3 separate regions of the Homo sapiens genome follow, and all the other regions are linked to region 2. A link is a contact called in ENCODE Hi-C or POLR2A ChIA-PET data. All regions are on one chromosome and are shown on one strand. Each heading gives the region's core, a stretch centred on a gene start or an enhancer-like site at or near the end of the contact. The rest is flanking DNA. Distances are from core to core; before and after follow the strand shown.

Region 1 (4,760 bases), core at 1,568-4,067, 300 kb before region 2:
TCTACAAGGCAGGGTTACACCTGCTCTCCAGCCACACCCTGCCTAGCCCAGGGCTGACCTAAATATAGAGCTCAGTAGACATGCTGAAGGTCCTCACAACCATCTGGTGGGAAATGCTGGATCCCTACCTCACTCTACATACCCCCAAAATTCCAGCTACACCAATGTCAGAGACATGTGAGCCAGAGCAACTCCATCTTGAATAGGAGCTGGGTAAAATAAGACTGAAACCTATTGGGCTGCATCAAATTAAGGCTTTCTAAGTCACAGAATGAGCTAAGAGGTCAGCATAAGATACAGATCATAAAGATCTTGCTGATAAAACAGGTTGCAATAAAGAAGCTGGCCAAAACTCACCAAAACCAAGATGGCCACGAGAGTGACCTCTGGTCATCCTCACTGCTTACACTCCCACGAGTGCCATGACAGTTCACAAATGCCATGCCAATGTCAGAAAGTTACCCTATATGGTCTAAAAAGGGAGGCATGAATAATCCACCCCTTGTTTAGCATATCATCAAGAAATAACCAAAAAAATGGACAACCAGCACCCTCAGGGCTGCTCTGTCTATGGAGTAGCCATTCTTTTATTCCTTTAATTTCTTAATAAACTTGCTTTTGCTTTGCACTGTGGAATCGTCCTGAATTTTTTCTTGTGTGAGATCCAAGAACCCTCTCTTGGGGTCTGGATCGGGACCCCTTTCCTGTAACACCAAGATTTAAAATGGAAAAATAAAGCTATAAGAGTACCAGGAGGGGAAAAGATTGAAGAATTTTTTCATAACCTCAAAAAAGTGGAAAAGGCCTTTCTAAATTTTTCCATAAAATTCAGAAGCTATAATATCAAATATTAAATGCATTTGACTACATAAAAAATAAAAGTTTCTGTATACCTCAAAACATCATAGGTAAGATCAAAAGAAATTGTACTTTACATGACAAACTAAGGACTAATTTATTCCCTGAATAAAGAGCTACTATAAATCAATAAAAAAAATTAAAGGCAAAGGATTGGAATACCCACAGAAAAGGAAAAAACAAATGACTTAGATTATAAATAGGCACTATACTATTCATAATAAAAAAGATGTAAATTTAAGCAGATCAAAATATTTAACAAATTGTGTTGGCAAGTATTTATAGAAACAGGCACATTCTTGCTTTGCTGGTGGGAATATGAATTATTGTAACCTTTTGCAATTTGACAATAATCACTAAAATTTAAAGTACACATATTGTTGGAACCAGAAATTGACTTCTGGGTATTTATCCCATAAATATATTCCCACAGATGAAAATGCATCTTTGTAATAGCAAAAGATTAAACATAACTAAATGTCCCATGGTGGAAGATTAAGACAATATTATTAAATATTGAGATGGGAAGATCTCCAAGACATGGTTAAGGGGAAAATAGTATGGTTCAGAACAGTGTATAGAGTATGCGATCACCTGTATTAAAAAATATATACACATATCCTTATATATGCATATGATTGTAAATATGCAACATACCCCTATAAGTATATATAAGAAACGAGTAACAGTGATTGGGAAAGGAATAAGATGGCTGGAAAATAAAAGAAAGAAGGATATTTGTATTCAACATATTGTATGTGCACATTTTGAATTTTTTAACAGCTGCTAACAAGTTAAAAATATCAATATCCAGCAAATTAAATGAAGATACCGCCAACTCACATACACATAAAGCTCACTTAACAGTATACAACTGTGGGAAGACTGATCAATGATCAGTTGAAATCACCTCCGAAAGTTTTTCTCTAAATATGAATTCTGGGCTGGGCACAGTGGCTCACGTCTGTAATCTCAGCACTTTGGAAGGCCGAGTCGGGCAGATCCCCTGAGGTCAGGAGTTCAAGACAAGCCTGGCCAACATGGTGAAGCCTTGTCTCTACTAAAAATACAAAACTTAGCTAGGCATGGTGCCTCATGCCTATAGTCCCAGCTACTCGGGAGTTTGAGGCAAGAGGATCGCTGGAACCCAGGAGGTGGAGGTTGCAGTGAGCCAAGATCAAGCCATGGCACTCCAGCCTGGGCGACAGAGCCAGACTCCGTCTCAAAAAAGAAAAAATAAATAAATAAATATGAATTCTGGATGAACGCTTAACATTCTTGTGTGCACAGAAAGCACACATACAGTGGTAACAGCACCATTGCTCCTGCGGAGAGGAACAGAACAATTCAAATCACTGATGTATGAACCTAGGAGCTTCTTTGCAGGCCATGATTATGTGATTCTGGCTTAGTTCCCATCTTAATTAACTGCTATTTTAAAAAATAATTTGTAATGATATCATTAGAAAAATTAAAATAAAGAAAAAAGTCCCTAAATGGTCCTGAGTCAAACTTGAGCTCTGGCCCCACTCAAGAAGAGAGAAAGCGAAAATGGCCTCTGAGATAAGTTTGAGTCTGGTTAAAAGCTTGCTCCTAAAACCATATTTAGACCCTTGGTGTACTGTTTGTCATCAAAGAAATCTGGCACATTATGTAGAAGAGAAGGATTAATGTGACTACCAAGTAAACCTAACAGTGAAATCCAGCCATGTTACTCAAGTTGATGAATGATTTGGAGTGCTGGTACGCTATTGTAAAACACAGTTGACTGTTTACAAGACAGAGCAATTTCTTTTCTTACATTTTCTCCTCCAGCATTTCTGAGCAATTATATTAGGAAGTGGCTGTTTACCCTGGCAGCTGGGCTCCGTATCTCCACCACTGGAGAGGCAATTCCCCGGGCTACAAATACCCGGAGAGCTGACTCATTACATAAAAAGGAAGTTCTGTTTGGTAAAAGAGTTTAAAGAACACACTTTAAAACGTGCATTAAACACTAGTGTTAATCATTGCCAGAAAGGACGAGTAGGCCACAGGCGAGTTGGTGAACTTAAACCCAAACTTATTTTGATAAAATTTGGTACCTTGAACTCTAGATCTTTTATGAAAACTGAGGTTGTAGGCCCAGCACTAACAAGAGTGTCAGGAACTTTCCATTTCCATTATAATTCTAATAAATTTATTAATATTTTAATGTGATAAGTATGACACTTCTCTTTGTTTCCTCATCTAAAACAATAAGCCTGGCATACTTACCTATATTAGGGGTGATGATGAAATTCAGTTAACTATGCCTAACACCGTATAATCCCTGGCGTGGATAGTTCGAAAAATAAATATCTTTTTCTTAATTGTAGGCAAAAATGAGAAAATAGAAAATATCTATTAATAGTTTCATCTATCATAAAATTTTATAGCCATAAAAGATATCTAAGGGGAGTGTATATTCAGGGCAACTTGAATCTATGCTACCTGATTGCAATATATATCTATATGTCTAGCAACTATACTCACAAATACATATGTAGTAATTTTTTCCCAAATTGCTTGTACATTTCCTTTCTTTTCTATCATAAGACAGGAAAAAAAATTATCTCTGGACAATTCCCAAAGTGGATGCATTTTTTTCTTGTCTGGGCACACAGCCAATAGAGATTAAACTAGGAAGGGAATTGATATGACCGTGGGTGAGTATATTAACCCCTCTGGATGCCAGTTTTCTTCTCTGTAAAATAAAAACTGGACTAATAAGTGGTTTTCAAACCTCAGTATATTTTAGAGTTACCTAGGAAAGCAGATCTTGGCCATCAGGTTAGGATCTGTGCATTGGTATTTATTTTTACAAACTCCCAAGATATTCTGATGTACACCAAAGTTAGAAAATTCCTAAATCCAAGCATTCCTAAAGTCACTTCTGGCTCTAACAATCATCAATCTTTTTTAAAACATACCTTCTTTGCATATATAGAAAAAATTTTTTAAGTGTAAAACTGCAATTATATACATACTTTGGGGACATTTTTTCTCTTTTCTATTTTTGTGTGGCTTGCCCTCCTGCTGATACTCCCATGGGCCCCACGGTAACAATCTATCAGTGATCTTCATAAAGCACGCAGGGGCCTTCCTGGTCCCTTATTCTAGATTTGGGATGCTGAATCCCAAACTTCAAATGTATTTTTTTCATCTAACTGAAAATATCAATTATGTGCAAATCCTCTGTTTCCTCTCATTCTGTCTCCCTTACCACCATCCAGATAACCTCGTTCCAACTGATTCTGCACAATCACGATTGTCTGCCTCAGTGTCTCCAGGGTGAGCTCAATGCTTGGTGGGCACTTAGGAATTGTTTGTTGACTGACTAACTGGCTTTGGAAAGGGAGAAACTCAATCTTTTCTGCTGATTGTTTGCTGACTCTTAGTGGGAGGTTATCTTTACTAGGATATCTTTACTAGGAGTAAGAATATCAGAGATGCATGGAAGCAAAAAAGCAGTCGAAAGCCAGAACCCAAGTCTTCCATGAGTCCACTGAACTCTCTCAATTCACAGGCAAATGAGACTCTGAAATTGGACATTGCATATATAAAAATAAAAGGAAGAAATAATGGTTTCCTCCAAAATAGGTAAATAGAGACCTACCAAATAACACACACCAATCCAAATAAATACCATGTGGAATTTGATAAAAATTGTTATGCTTAGTCTATTTGATTATATTTGTTAAATTTTCAAAGAAATTGGATCAAGTAGAGAAACTGAATGTATTGTATGGTGTTCTATTTGAATAGTAACAAGAATAATAAAGCTAATTTGTAATTTGGAACAGGCAAAAAATTAATAAAATTTTGCTCATGGGTGGAAATCTTCATGAGACTGAAATTTCATTCATTTGCTCATGGAACCA
Region 2 (4,444 bases), core at 373-2,872:
GACCTGCCTGGGCAACAAAGTGAGATCCTGCCCCTACAAAAAAATATATTTTTTAATTAGCCTGGCATGGTGGTATGCACCTATGGTCCCAGCTACACGGGAGGCCAAGGCAGGAGGATGGCTTGAGCCCAGGAGGTTGAAGTTGCAGTGAGCTGTATTCACATCACTGCATTACAGCCTGGGTGACACAGTGAGACTCTGCCTCTTAAAAAAAAGGAAAAAAAGAATACTATTCATAGGATGTGAAATTCTCATCTCTGTTGTGATATTTGATGTTGTCATACTTGCTGCCCCCATGGTATTTATTATCTTTGATCATCAGCTTTTTATTTTATTCATGATATGGGTACCGTGGACATAGAGTAATTTTTTGATATATTCTTGATGAGCAAAAAATGTCTTATATGAAGATAAACATTGCAATTCCAATTTTTGGAAACAATAGGCAGGCCAAACAGAATGTGTCTGAGAGCAGGACAGGCCCCTGACCACCACCAGTTGGTGACTTTTTCTTCAGTCAGTCACATTGGAAGCAAATTAGATCTGTATGAACAGCTCAGCACTTGGAAATCGGGCATCAGAAAACATGTTATATACCATCCCTACCTTTTGAAAGGATAGCTCTTCTAAGTAGTTTAGAAGCAGTCCTTTCTGCCTGGGGAAGCCGCTTGCTTTTACTTTTCAAACATCAAAGTTTTTATTTGAGGTAAAGGTTTATTTTCCTGTGGAATACAGATGGTTTGGAACAGCATGAAGGAAAAAGTTAGATCTACTTTCCATTCATAGTTTTCAAAGACCCTTTTGACAGTCAAATGATGTCCTTATTCCTGGATCTGTTCCCTGAGAGATTTTCAGTATAGCCCACTATGTGATGTACATGCCGGGTATTCAGCATTTCCCCGCTTACTTAACCCGTGACTGACAGGTGTAAATGGCACAGCAGCCCTGCCACTGATGGGGACGGTGTGGAGATGTGTTTGCGTGTCTGCACTGCTCCCCCGTGGGATGGTGCCAGTTTCCCTTTGGGTTTTGCTGGATACTGCGTCCTTCCTTGTGTGGCTCCTTCCCTTCCCAGCCTCACTCCCTGACCCTCTGTGAATTCTTCTTGGGAACACTTCCTAATAAATCACTTTCACGTACATTCTGTATTGGGATTTGCTTCTGGGAAACCCAACCTAATACGTTAAGTGTGCCTCAGCTCACAGTACCTATAGGTTATATTTTAAATAATCATTTTCCCCCTATTGTTTTGATCTTTCTTTAAAAAGTAAAATAAAATCCTGGTTATGTTTTTTGCCTTTTTTTTTTTCTTTTTTAGTATGGGGTTGGGGCAGGCCTTAGCTAAGTCTTGTGGACCTTCCTCCCCGTGTTCAATATCAAACATATAGATAATGCTCCTTTTGGAATAAAATTCCCCTACCAATCTCCCAAGGTTCTTTCTCTGAATGACATAACCACATAAACCACGTAAACAGCATATTCTGTCTGCAGTGTCTGTTCACCTGGGACCTAGCATGGGATTTCCAAACTGTTCTCAGGAACACCCCATAGTTCCCCTCTCAGACTTCCCTGATAACTCTTGCAGACCACATCCCCTTTTCAAATAATGCTCTCAGGGGACACTCACTGCATTGTTTGTGTGTGCTGTGTGAAATGAATGGCAAATACTTTACTACCCTCACATTTGAAATGACCGACTAAATAATCGATTCTTCGAGTAGTAGGTCAGTAAGTCGTATCATGTGATTGTTCGCAATTCCTCCAAGGCTCCACGACTTCCCATATCACTCAGAGAAAAAGCCGAAGCCCTTCCCCAGATGGTCTTCCCGTGATCGCTTCCTCCCACATCCTGAAACCCCCCACCCCAGCCACCACCACCCAAACTGGCCTTGTTCCTGGAACATAACGAACAGACTCTGACCTCAGGGCCTGTGCACTTACTGTTCCCTTTGCTGTCATCCTCTTCTCACGCTTATTCATGTATAATTTATTGTCACTGCCCTCAGGTCTCTTCTCAGGTGTCACCTTCTCACTAAGACACTCTCAGGGCATTTCACAACAAATAACAACTTACCTACCCATCCCACTCACACTTCACTCCCTATATGCTTTCTCTTGCTTTATTATTATTATTTTTTTAGTCAACTCTTGTCTTCATCTGAAATGCTTTAGTTTGTTTAGTTATTTGTTTATGGTCTATGCCTACCTAGAATGTAAACTCTATGAGGGCAGGGTTTATTTTGTTCACTGCTGTCTCTCAGCACCTGAAACTGGGTAAGTGTTCAAATAAATATTTAAGTGAATAAATACATGATAGTGTTTACACTAAGTCACATTTCATCTTTAAAGTGGAATAATTAGACACAGGATTCAACATCATGTTTCCAGATTTATTTTTCTTTCTCTTTACAATTGTTTAATTTAATTTAAAAATTTATTTCTTCCTAGGGGTTTCAAAAATTATAGGTTCCTCCTTGCAAGATGTCAAATATTACAGACATGTATTAAGAAATGACTAATAATCTTCTCTCTTATTATCCCACCCACTGAAACAATAAAAATTAATACCCTTTTCCCCAGTGCTTGCATAGCAATACATATCTACCTAGAGACACATAGATGTAGGGCTGGATTTGTTTGTTTGTCTTTAGAATATTAGACTGATACTAAATATCAGGAATATGACTTTCAGCATGGTGGTTACACAAACGGATTCTAAAGTCAGACTGGTTGGATTCAAATTTATTGGATCAGCAATCTCAGACATGTTATTTGATGCCTGGTTTTGCCTTTGTAAAATGGAAGTAATAAGAGAAGCTTTCCATAAAATTGCTGTGAGAAGTAAATGACATTAATTAAAACAACAGCAACAACTTAGAATGGTACACATCACGTTTAAGCATAAGTAAATTATCTGATTCTTTTCCCACTTAATAGATTTTGAATATGCCTCTGAAACAGTACCTATAGATTTAATTCACTCTAGGAATACTTGCATAGCATTCCCTGGTATGCATAAACCAGGGATATATTTTTTTTTCAATCTCTCCTCTATTGAGAGACATACAGATTTTTATAGTTTTAACCAGTACACACAGTGCTGCAACAAATATCCTCACCACAGGTACTTGTAAATTGCTGCATTGTTTCTCTAAATATCCCAAAATATCTCATAAAATCCTAAAAGTGAGATTGTTTGGGGGATTCAAAAGGTCTCTGCTTATTTAACTTCAACAGAAATTATCAAATTACTTTTTAAAACTATTAGTAATAATCCACAAATACACAAGTAATAAATATTTGCCCCTTTTCCTGCACCCTCACCAGTACTAAATGCTGAGACACTTTTAAAGTTTTGCTTAGTGATGACAAAAACATGAAATTTTGTTTTCATTTTATTTTAAAATTTTAAACCATGACTGATCATTGCTTCATGTGTTTACTGGCAATTCTCATTTCCTTTCCTATGAAATGTCTCTTCAAGTTCTTTATCATGGCTCAGTAGGGTTGTCTTTTTTTTTTTACTCAATTTGTATAAGAGGAACAAAGGAACACTTGTTTTTTGTTGTTCGTTGAATTTTTGTTTTTTAAGACAGGGTCTCACTCTGTCACCCAGGCTGGAGTGCAGTGGAGCAATCATAACTCACTGCAGCCTCAAGCTCCTGGGCTCAAGCGATCCTCTTGCCTCAGCCTCCCGAGTAGCTGGGACCACAGGCACATACCACCATTCCTGGCAAGAACACTTGCTTATTATTTGTGTTATGAAATATTTTTTTCCCAGTCTACTGTATTTGGTTTTAGACTTCGTAATATCTCTTGTATCCTTTTATTTCATGTTTTCATGTAGTCAAATTTATCTATTCTTATTTTAAGGTTTGGGGTTTTCTTTATTTCTTGTTTTTGTAAAGAAATTCTTAGTATCAAGTAATAAGAATATCTTCCTAAAATTTAATCTAATTAGTGTATTATCTTGTTTATAATATTTGAGATCTTCAATCCATCTGAAAAATATTTGTGTATGTACATGAGGTGAGGGCATAACTTTTCTTATAGATGGATGGATAATTAAGTCAGCACTATTTATTATATAAGCCACTCTTTGCCTGTTTATTGATGAAGTTTTCAAGTATATTTCCATTTGTTTCTTGGCTTCCTCTTCTAGTCTTCTTACTAATTTTTCTAGTCCTGTGCTAACACTGTCTGGATTACAGTCATTTTGTATTATGTTTCAATAATTGATATAGCAAGGCTCTCTCAACCCTTCTTTTAAAAAATTATTGGTCACTTTTAAATGTATAATCTTCTTCTTGGTGCTAAAATAATTTTGCGCAAGTTTTGAAAGCCTTTTTGGATGTAGCTAGACATTGAAATACATTAACCTTTTTTATTTAGGAAAAAGAGACGTTTTTCTTACATTAAGTCTTCTTCCCATCTAAAACATGGC
Region 3 (4,313 bases), core at 847-3,346, 260 kb before region 2:
TCTGCAAACTAAAATTTCCTGGGGTGTTACATTTTTCCTAATAAAATAAAACAGAGGTTAAGAAATATGATTCAGTGGCCATTTCTACAGCTGAAGTATATGAGACTGCAGCCCTAGGTGTCTTGCCCACGCTCATCTAGCAGACGGCAGAGCCTAGACTCAAACTCTGGTTTTCTGCTACACATCAAGTATTCCTTCTACAGTGCTCTTCCTTTCACTCAGCATTATCTACATAATTAGAAACACTTGAATTTCTTTCCCCATCTGCCTAGAAATTTTCCCCAATTATTACCTTTGCATATTATTTTGGTAGAAAATTATCTCTTATAAAACTCACATGTAGCTTTCAATTTTATGGCATTCTTTTCCTGCAAGTTCATATAATTAATACATGTTTGAAACCAGTAAATTCTTACAACAGGCCTATGTGTAGGGAAGCAGAAATGATGAGTCTTCTGTGATATAAATCAACATTCTAATAGTTAAAAAATAGGTGCACCCATTCATAAGTGTCACAAAGCACTCCACACTGAATAGGAAGGGATATCTGAGTGGCACTGATAACAGCCAAGCCTGAAGAGGAGGCACAACAGCCCATTACAAGCTATTGAAAAGTTCCATAAGAAAAAAAAAAAATGACATACAGCAGGAAATTCCTGACCAGTAGTGTAATTTCTTACATAAATGTGTTGGCAGATAAATGGATTTCTATGACTTTGCTTACGTCTGCTGCTTACTGCCCCTTTAGATATGTCACTTTGCAAATGTATTATAACTTCACTCTGACTCTATTTAATGGTATGATTCAATAAATTGTAGGTTCATCTTAATCTCCTCAAAATACTCTTGGCCTTTTGCCCAAAAGTGGGGGAAGGAATTAGTAACTAAAATAGCAAGAGAAGCTTGCTGTCAGTTAGTCTCCTGGAAAAGTACTATACTGAAGATTCAATATAGCAATACTGTAACTTACTAAGATGGTATATAAGGAATTAGACAGTGGAAAATTTAAGGTACAGATTAAGATTACAGCTACAGGACTATAAACATGGCACTAAAAAGTAAATGAGGCCAGGTGCCTCATTTAGCTGGGTGTGGTGGCATGTGCCTGTAGTGCCAGCTGCTTGGGAGGCTGAAGTGGGAGCATCACTTACGCTCAGGAGGTCAAGGCTGTTGTGAGCCGAGATCACACCACTGCACTCCAGCCTCAGCAACAGAGTAAGACCCTGTCTCAAAAAAAAAAAAAAAAAAAAAAAAGGGCCGGGCGCAGTGGCTCACGCCTGTAATCCCAGCACTTTGGGAGGCCAAGGCAGGCGGATTACCTGAGGTCAGGAGTTCAAGACCAGCCTGGCCAACATGGAAAACCCCATCTCTACCAAAAATACAAAAATTAGCTGGGCGTGGTGGTGGGCGCCTGTAATCCCAGCTACTCAGGAGACTGAGGCAGGAAAATCACTTGAACCTGGGACGTGGAGGTTGCAGTGAGCTGAGATTGTGCCATTGCCCTCCAGCCTGGGCAACAGAGCAAGGCCCCATCTAAAAAAAAAAAAAAAAAAAAGGACTAAATATGTACCGAACTCCATGTATATGAAAATACTGACCTAGATGTCTTCTTTATATAATTTCATGTTATTTTTATAACAATACTGTAAAATAAGCATTATGCCCTCCTTAGAGCTCAGAAAACCGAGTTTCTATGAGATTATATTACACAATTGATGCCCTCCCATTTCCTAGGTAGACCCAGATGTAGTAATACATGGATCTTCCACTTTCAGCCTGTGTAATCCTGAACAAGTCACTGAAAATCTGGGAGCCTCATTTTCCTCACCTGAAAAATGAGTAATGAGACCTACCTTACTACTTCCAAAAGTTATCACAAATACACTTAATAAACTACAAAACAAAACACAAGTGGTGGTTACTCTTATTAATACAAACAACTAGTTAATAAGAGAAAGTGATAGAGACTGATTTCTAAACTGTTTCCTGACACTTTGTTTTCAAATGCTTGATGATGCAATACTGAGCTGTGTTTTCCCAGCAAGGTCTTTGGGGTTGTCAATGAATCATTTCCTTCACATTCACATGAAAGATATGCCTGGGTAGATCAGGTTCCCACCCTGTTTTATCTTAACAACCCATACATTGCAGGTAAGCAAACAATTAGTATTGTTCAGAATTTCACTTACAGAAATCTAACATTCCCTCTCTGCAGATATTTTTCAGCACAAAGAACGGGGACTTTTGGGTCATTGACCTACTGACACTGCATTTACAATGACAAGTTCTATGTCTGCAACGTAAAAGGCAAGAAGACTAAATCTGTTTTCCATTTTTCTTGTGAACTAAACTGGGTTTTCAAAGAATACCTTATGTGGATCTACAACATAAAAGACAGCAAAATAAATATTTTATTAGAATATTTTATCAGTTCAACTTTGTAACATATATTATAAGATTAATCAATGGTAACAATAAGTTTTAAGGAACATAAATTTGAAATTGAAGATTATTCATGACAGTAATAACAAATCTAAAAATAACCTCAGTATCCAATTTATTTTATCTTGCTGTTTGGTTTTTACTAAACTAAGTCTGATTCATAAGCAATTGCATATGAGAACAGTTTTTTAATATTTTGCCACATTTATTCCATTTATTCATCAAACCATCCATTCATCCTTCTATTTTTCATTTGTTTACTGAACCATTTCAAAGTAAATTATAGATAATAGCATGCCTCCCTCGTAAACCTCTTGGCATGCATCTTTTAAAAATTAGGGAGTTTTCTTAACATAGCCACAATACCATTATCACTCCTAAAAATTTAGGGATTCCTATAATAATAATTCTAATATCTAGTCCTTATTCAGAATCCCAATTGTCCCTCAAACTTGTTCTCCCAACAGGATCCAATACGGAATTACACATTGTTTTCATGTTTACATCTCTCAAGTTTAGTTTATCTTAATATAGCTCCCCCTGTGCCCCATCACCTGCTCTTTTTCCCATCCCACTGACCTGAAGAGACCAGAGTAGTGCCCCACATTCTGGAATTTTTTTGAGGGTTATGCCCAATTCTTTCATTTATTTATTTGCTTTTAATTTTAAATTCAAGAGGTATATGTGCAGGTTTATTACATGGGTATAATACCTGATGCTAAAGTTTGAGCTTCTAATGATCCCATAAACCAAGTAGTGAACATAGTACCCTTGCTCCCTCTGTCTCTCCCTCCTTTTGGAATCCCCAGTGTCTATTTTTCCCATCTTTGTGTCCAAGTGTACCCAATGTTTAGCTCCCACTTAAAAGTAAGAACATGTGGTATTTGGTTTTGTTTCTGCATTAATTTACTTAGGATAATGGCCTCCAGATGCATCTACGTTACTGCAAAGGGCATGAATACATTCTTCTCTGTGGCTGCATTGTGAACCTGGTGGATATTCACCACATTTTTTTAGTCCAGTCTACCGCTGGTGGGCACCTAGGTTGATTCCATGTCTTTGCTATTGTGAATAGTGCCATGGTAAGCATAGCAGTGCAGGTGTCTTTTTGGTGGAACGATTTATTTTCCTTTGGGTATATACCCAGTAATGGGATTGCTGGGTTGAATGGTAGTTCTATTATTAGTTCTTTGAGAAATCTTCGAACTGCTTTCCACAGGCGGTGAATTCATTTGCATTCCCACCAGCAGTGTATAAGCATTCTCTTTTATCTTCATTCTTGCCAGTATCTGTTGTTTTCTGAAATTCTGATAATAGCCACTCTGATTGGTGTGAGATAGTATCTCATTATGGTTTACATTTGTGTGTGTGTCTCTTTTTTTTTTTTGAGACAGAGTCTCGCTCCATCTGTAACCCAGGCTGGAGTGCAATGGCACGATCTCAGCTCACTGCAATCTCCAACTCCCAGGTTCAAGCAATTCTCCTGCTTTAGCCTCCCGAGGAGCTTGGACTACAGGCATGCACCACCACACCACACTCGGTTAATTTTTGTACTTTTAGTAGAGATGGGGTTTTGCCATGTTGGCCAGGCTGGTCTCAAACTCCTGACCTCAGGTGATCTGCCTCGGCCTCCCAAAGTGCTGGGATTACAGGCGTGGGCCACTGCACCTGGCCTGTGTCTCTCTTATGATTAGTGGTGCTGAACATTTTTTTATTTGTTGGCCACTTGTATGTCTTTTGAGGAGTGTCAGTTCAAGTCCTCTGCCTACTTTTTAATGGGGCTATTTGTTTTTTCTTGTTGATTTGTTTAAATTACTTATAGATTGTGGATATTAGTCCTTTGTCAGACACATAGTTTGCAAACATTTACT

Evidence for each region. A loop is a pair of places that touch in the nucleus more often than their neighbours do. ChIA-PET counts read pairs that join two places held with the same protein, here RNA polymerase II (POLR2A). Pooled maps may share reads with other maps.
Region 1: a pooled map shows a loop between it and region 2 (2.3-fold over the local background). The contact joins two enhancer-like sites. A Hi-C loop is called at or near these places in 1 of 168 maps with a recorded cell type or tissue (gastrocnemius medialis), 1 of 37 single-sample maps with no recorded cell type and 2 of 50 pooled maps. POLR2A ChIA-PET finds 5 or more read pairs at or near these places in 2 of 52 experiments (PC-9 and activated B cell).
Region 3: a loop to region 2 is called in a pooled map, with 3 times the contacts of the local background. The contact joins two enhancer-like sites. A Hi-C loop is called at or near these places in 2 of 50 pooled maps. POLR2A ChIA-PET finds 5 or more read pairs at or near these places in 2 of 52 experiments (HEK293 and OCI-LY7).

What each region holds. Positions count from the first base shown.
Region 1 is chr12:46,471,813-46,476,572 of GRCh38, reverse strand. All of the region lies in intron 3 of SLC38A4-AS1 (SLC38A4 antisense RNA 1), which reads right to left. The region is part of intron 1 of LOC124902923 (a long non-coding RNA gene); the gene reads left to right. Among named protein-coding and RNA genes, the nearest start is that of SLC38A4-AS1, 91 kb to the right of the region's middle. RefSeq lists an enhancer at 2,551-2,750. Within about 2 kb of position 2,817, at least 34 of the 41 ENCODE cell types and tissues checked have a DNase peak (open chromatin) inside an H3K27ac peak, as active enhancers do.
Region 2 is chr12:46,171,654-46,176,097 of GRCh38, reverse strand. No RefSeq gene overlaps it. Among named protein-coding and RNA genes, the nearest start is that of SLC38A1, 95 kb to the left of the region's middle. Within about 2 kb of position 1,622, at least 2 of the 41 ENCODE cell types and tissues checked have a DNase peak (open chromatin) inside an H3K27ac peak, as active enhancers do.
Region 3 is chr12:46,428,339-46,432,651 of GRCh38, reverse strand. All of the region lies in intron 2 of SLC38A4-AS1 (SLC38A4 antisense RNA 1), which reads right to left. LOC124902923 (a long non-coding RNA gene) reads left to right here. Exons shown (of 2, transcript XR_007063284.1): 2 at 2,216-2,420. Among named protein-coding and RNA genes, the nearest start is that of SLC38A4-AS1, 47 kb to the right of the region's middle. RefSeq lists enhancers at 1,972-2,266, 1,805-2,306. Within about 2 kb of position 2,096, at least 11 of the 41 ENCODE cell types and tissues checked have a DNase peak (open chromatin) inside an H3K27ac peak, as active enhancers do.